Regions from separate parts of the Homo sapiens genome. Here region 1 is linked to region 2. Evidence: chromatin contacts called from ENCODE Hi-C or POLR2A ChIA-PET data. All regions are on one chromosome and are shown on one strand. Each heading gives the region's core, a stretch centred on a gene start or an enhancer-like site at or near the end of the contact. The rest is flanking DNA. Distances are from core to core; before and after follow the strand shown.

What was found. A loop is a pair of places that touch in the nucleus more often than their neighbours do. ChIA-PET counts read pairs that join two places held with the same protein, here RNA polymerase II (POLR2A). Pooled maps may share reads with other maps.
Region 1: a loop to region 2 is called in a map of posterior vena cava, with 14 times the contacts of the local background. The contact joins two enhancer-like sites. A Hi-C loop is called at or near these places in 1 of 168 maps with a recorded cell type or tissue (posterior vena cava) and 2 of 50 pooled maps. POLR2A ChIA-PET finds 5 or more read pairs at or near these places in 1 of 52 experiments (GM12878).

What each region holds. Positions count from the first base shown.
Region 1 is chr21:31,508,376-31,511,144 of GRCh38, reverse strand. It overlaps a transcript of TIAM1 not described here. Among named protein-coding and RNA genes, the nearest start is that of TIAM1-AS1, 49 kb to the left of the region's middle. RefSeq lists a silencer at 1,285-1,344. Within about 2 kb of position 1,329, at least 3 of the 41 ENCODE cell types and tissues checked have a DNase peak (open chromatin) inside an H3K27ac peak, as active enhancers do.
Region 2 is chr21:29,231,899-29,234,678 of GRCh38, reverse strand. The region is part of intron 1 of LINC00189 (long intergenic non-protein coding RNA 189); the gene reads right to left. Among named protein-coding and RNA genes, the nearest start is that of LINC00189, 40 kb to the right of the region's middle. RefSeq lists enhancers at 443-542, 973-1,152. Within about 2 kb of position 1,343, at least 6 of the 41 ENCODE cell types and tissues checked have a DNase peak (open chromatin) inside an H3K27ac peak, as active enhancers do.

The sequences.
Region 1 (2,769 bases), core at 80-2,579, 2.3 Mb before region 2:
GCCCAGACTCAGGGTGCCCGCGGCATTGGTTCCTCCTGTGATGCTGTGTAGAATCCTTCTTTGCCTTTTCCTAACTTATGGTGCTTCCCAGCAACCTATGGCATTCTTTGACTTGTCTCTCTTCTGTTGCCACATGGCGTTGTCCTATGTGTCTCTGCTTTCAAATGGTTACCTTCACTGTGTGTATCTTTGTGTCTTTTTTCTTCTTGCAAAGACACCAGTCATAGGAACTCAGGGACCACCCTACTCCAATATGTCCTCATCTTAATGAATTACATCTGCAAGACATGATCATAAAAAGTAAACAGTTTTTTTTGTTTTTTTTTTTTTGAGATGGAGTTTCACTCTTGTAGCCCAGGCTGGAGTGTAGTGGCATGATCTCAACTCACTGCAACCTCCGCCTCCTGGGTTCAAGCAATTCTCCCGTCTCAGCCTCCTGAGTAGCTGGGATTACAGGTGCTTGTCACCACGCCCGGCTAATTTTTTGTATTTTTAGTAGAGACGAGGTTTCATCTTGTTGGCCAGACTGGTCTCAAACTCCTGACCTCAGGCAATCCATCCGCCTTGGCCTCCCAAAGTGCTGGGATTACAGGTGTGAGCCCAACAGTTTTCAAATGAGGTCTGTTATGGGCTGAAATGTGTTCCCCCAAAACTTCCTATGTTGAAACTTCATATGTTGAATCCCGAACCCTCATTACGCCAGAATGTGATTGTATTTGGAGACAGGACTTCTAAAGAGATGATGAAGTGCAAATGAGGTCCTTAGGGTGGGCTCTAATCCATCTGACCGTTGTCCTTATGAGTAGAGGAAATTTGGTCATAGAGGCACCAGGGATGTGCACGCACAGAGGAGAGGCTGTGTGAGGACACAGCGAGAAAGAAGGCAGCCATCTGCCAGCCGAGGAGAGGCCTCAGGAGAAACCACCCTGCTGGCCCTTTGGTCGCGGACTCCAGTCTCCAGAACTGTAAGATAATAAGTTGCTGTTGTTCAAACCACCTAGACTCTGGTATTTTGTTATGGCAAGCCTAGCAAACTGATGCAGTTACATTTACGGGTACCCCGGGTTAGGACTTCAGCATATCTTTTTGGGGGATGCACTTCAGAACCATAGCACCAGGCTTTGCTGTCAGGAGGTCCTTTGATGGCTGTGCCTCATAAAAGATGCTAGTTCTGGTCTGGGGTTGTGATTTTCATGTCTTTTCTGCCTGGGCACTAGTACCTCTGCCTGAGATAGATAAACACACTCTCGTGGTGGGGAGGGGCCCAGCGGTAATTGGCTGACTCATCCCTGAAGTTCTGCGGCTCTCCAGGCACGTGGAATTTACTGGTAGAAAGAACTGTCCTTCCAGGTAGGGGGCGCCCCTGAGAGAGAAACATGCAGCCCCGTCTTTGTTGCAAGGGAAGGGCCTCTGACTTTTATCCCTTTTAGAGATGATCTCTGTCTGACAGTGTAGACAAAGCACAGGGCATTGGAACTGTCTTAACTCCCTGCCTCTCTCTCCTCTCTGTGGGTCCTTGATGCCTGCAGGGGACTGAGAGAGGCGTGCCTCGGGAAGGAGATGAGGCATGAGACATGCTATGAAACGGCTGGTTATTTTTACTTCCTGCCTGGGTGTGGGTGTTTGTGTTGACAGTGGCGGAGGAGGTGCAGTGATGAGTGCTGGAACAGTTGGGTGCCCGAGGAGCGGGTGGGAAGTGGCGCCTGTGCCAGGCAGGTGACTTGGTGCTCACATGGCCCTTGAGTGGGTCCTGGGGGCTTTGCAGGACTCCAGGAGAGCTGGGTTTGCACCTCTGCCGGGGGATGTCTGCTTCCTTTTTCCATGTCATATTCAGGAGGCTTCCCCATGCCATGCCTGATCCATCCAACAGGGTGAGACACTCCCAGCTGTAGTAGTGGTTCCCTAAATGGGTGAGTCTCCCTGGGGTGACCTCCCAGTCTCAGCAGGTAGGGTTTGTCGGGTAGTCCTGAAGAACCGTTGTGCAGGGTGCCCTCCATACCCCATAATCTCCACCACGGAGGCACGCAGATACTCCAAATGTATTCAAACATAGATCTCATGGAAAATCAGTGGCCTGCTCTATGACCCAGCTTTAAGACTCATTCCCTCCAGGGGGTCTCACCTCTTGCTGGCTTCTCTAGACATGGGGGTGGAGGCATTTTTGTTCATGACAAGGCATGGGGGAGGGGCAGGTGAGTTCGTAGCACAGCCCAGTTTGCTAAATGTCCTGCAGCAAGTCATATCTTAATACCAATAGTGTGCGCATAGGTCTCCCATGGGGGTGATCAGGAACTGCCCTGTGGGCTAGCTTGAAAAAGACTCCGTGGGAACCTTAGGACCACTTCAACGCTAGGATCTCGGATATAGTCTAAGGGCACACTCACCCTACAGAGTCAGAAGCTGAGACCCAGGTCCACAGGCCAGGATCGAAAGTTGGTTAGAAATTTCAAGATGAGTCTGGGCGCGGTGGTTTATGCCTGTAATCCTAGCACTTTGGGAAGCAGAGGCGGGCAGATCACCTGAGGTCAGGAGTTTGAGACCAGCCTGGCAACATGGAGAAACCCCATCTCTACTGAAAATACAAAATTAGCTGGGTGTGGTGGTGGCTTATGCCTGTAATCCCAGCTACTTAGGAGGCTGAGGCAGGAGAATCGCTTGAACCCGGGAGGCGGAGGTTGCAGTGAGCCGAGATTGTGCCATTGCACTCCATCCTGGGCAACAAGAGCCAAATTCTGTCTCAAAAAAAAAAAAAAAAAAGAAATTTCAATA
Region 2 (2,780 bases), core at 94-2,593:
CAGCAGACCAGTGGACCAGTGAACCAGCAGACCAGTGACAGTGGAACAATGCAGCAGAGAAAGAGAGAAAAGGAAGGATGTCTGGACTCATAGGGGAGCTTGGCCAGGGGTGGCTGGAGAAGAGTTGGGCCGCTGGATGCCCGACTCCAGGGAAAGACCACCTTCCCACTCCATCCCCACTTCTGCCTCCCCATCCATCTCACTGAGAGCCACCTCCACCACTCAATGAAACCTTGCACTCATCCTTCAAGCCCATGTGTGATCTGATTCTTTCAGGACACTGGACAAGAGCTTGGGATAAAGAAAGTTGTCACGCTGGCCCCCTGCCCTCACAATAAGGCAGAGGGTCCGTTAAGCTGATTAACACACAAGCCGTCTGCAGACAACAAATCTGAAAGAGCTTTGTAATACATGCCTACATGGGCTTCGAGTGACACAGAGACCCACCCCTAGACTCTGCCGTGGGACAGGAGCCCAAAAGTGCTTGTACTGGCCTCTGCACCTGCCTGTCTGCATGCTCCTCCTTTGAGCTTTGGGGCGACCAAGCAGGTGAGCTACACCTGTCGCACGTCCTACAACCATTCACAACATTTTACAAAATAATGTAGGTAAGGGAAAAGACAATTCAGACAATCAAAAATATTACAAAAAGTTCACAGCTGCCTAGTTTACAGCTGCCTGTCTTGTGACTCAGGCCCCATAATTCACATTTCCTTATGGCTCAAAATAATTTAGAGTTCCAACAGCTTAGATTTTGAATCACTTATTTTCACAATCACAAAGCATAGTAGGAGTCCCAGAGAGAGAGCATAGCTCACACATAATCCAAAAGTCTTTTGTAGCCCATAGTTTCAAAATCACTCTCCCCAAGAAAGGTGAGGAAAGCTGGTATCATAGAAACCAAATGGGCCCGTCTGAGTTTCATTTCCCTCCCGCTGAGAGGTAATGATGAAACACCATACAAGTACTGCTTTGAAAAGCACCTGGATTCCCCAGGTTCTTTTAGATTACCTCATGGGAAATAAAATAGAAACAAATTTAAAACTATAACTAGGTTGGTTTTTTGTTTGTTTGTTTACCAGTTAAGACCTTAGGTAGGTACATGCTATGGGCTGAATTGTCTTCCTGCAACCTCCGCCAAATGTATATGTTGAACTCCAAACCTCTAGTACCTCAGAATGTTCCTGTTTTGGGACATGATAAAAGAAAAACTTCAGTCGGTTTAAATTTAAAGGAGTTTAATTGAGCAATGAACGTTTCACAAATCAGACAGCCCCCAGAATCACAGCAGATTCACAAAGACTCCAGCGCAGCCATGTGGTGGAAGATTTATAGACCAAAAAAAAAAAGAGAAATGACGTTCAGAAATTGGAAGTGAGGTACAGAACGGCTGGATTGGTTAGAGGTTGGCGTTTGCCTTATTTGAACACAGTTTGAGCACTAAGCAGTGTATGAATGGTTGAAATATGGCTGCTGGGATTGGCTAGGATTTAGCTATTGTTACAGGTGCATACTACTAAGTTAGGTTTTCAATTTTATCTGCCTATTAAGTTAGGTTACGGTTCATCCGCAAGGACTCAAATATAGAAGTAGGGAGTCCTTCTCAGGCTATAGTTTGCTTTAACAGACATAAAGGCTTTAAAGAGGTAATTAAGGTAAAATGAGGTTATTGGCATGGGTCCTAATGTAATCTGACTGGTGTCCTTATAAGATTAGGACACAGACACACAGAAGGAAGACAATCTGAAGTCACAGATCTACAAGCCAGGGAGAGGGGCCTCAGAAGTCAACCTGCTGACACATTGATCTTAGATTCACAGCTTCCAGAACTGTGAGAAAACAAATTTTTGTTTTCTGAGTCACCTAGCGTCCTTCTGGCACTTTTTTATGGCAGCCCTAGTGAACTAATATAGTATATTAACTTCTCCACAATTTTAGTGCATATTTAAAAATCCACCCTTAGGGAGTTGCTTACTAATCTGTCTCTCACTTTTAATGCTTTGTTGACGTCCACATTGCATCAGAGCCATGTCAGAATAACTGAAATAATAGCACAGCCAGTCTGGAGGTTTGGGCTGTCAGATTCGTAACCCTTGATCCAACTCTGTGGACATCATCGACATGTACAGTTTGTTACGATCTCCGCTTTACAGATATGAAAAATGGGGCTTGAAGAGGCTACAATACTTGTTCGAGTTCGGCAACTGGAGAAGGGAAGGGCTAGGATTTGAACCTAGATGGCTTGAGTCAGAGGGTGTGCTCTTAACAATTATGGGACACTGTCTCCCTAAGCAGGGAGGAGAGGAACTGTGATATTGAAACTGCCTTTGCAAAATTATGACTGAGACAGTGAAAGAGATCTGACCTAACCAACTCCATCTTCCTTCTAACCTTTAAGCTGTCCTTGTCCCTTCCTGGGCATAGACCGAGCTAACTTTGGGAGGAATTTATAGTTTACAACAAAGACCATAACAGCCCTTTCCCAAAACAAGCCTCCTTCTTGCCTGGGGACTAGACTGCCTTTATAGGACCAATTAGCCACAAGATTTGAAATTATGTTTTAGGACTTACGCAGCTGGAGGCTACAGGATTCTGACCCTCCCTAAACTGCTCATAAGATTAGTGCTTGAAATATTTTGCAGATATTTTGATGGATCAGCTGGCACCACCCAGACTGATAAACTGGCTCACCTGATCTTGTGGCCCCCACCCAGGAATTGACTCAGCACAAGAGGACAGCTTCAACTTGCCATGATTTCATCTCTGACCCAACCAAGCAG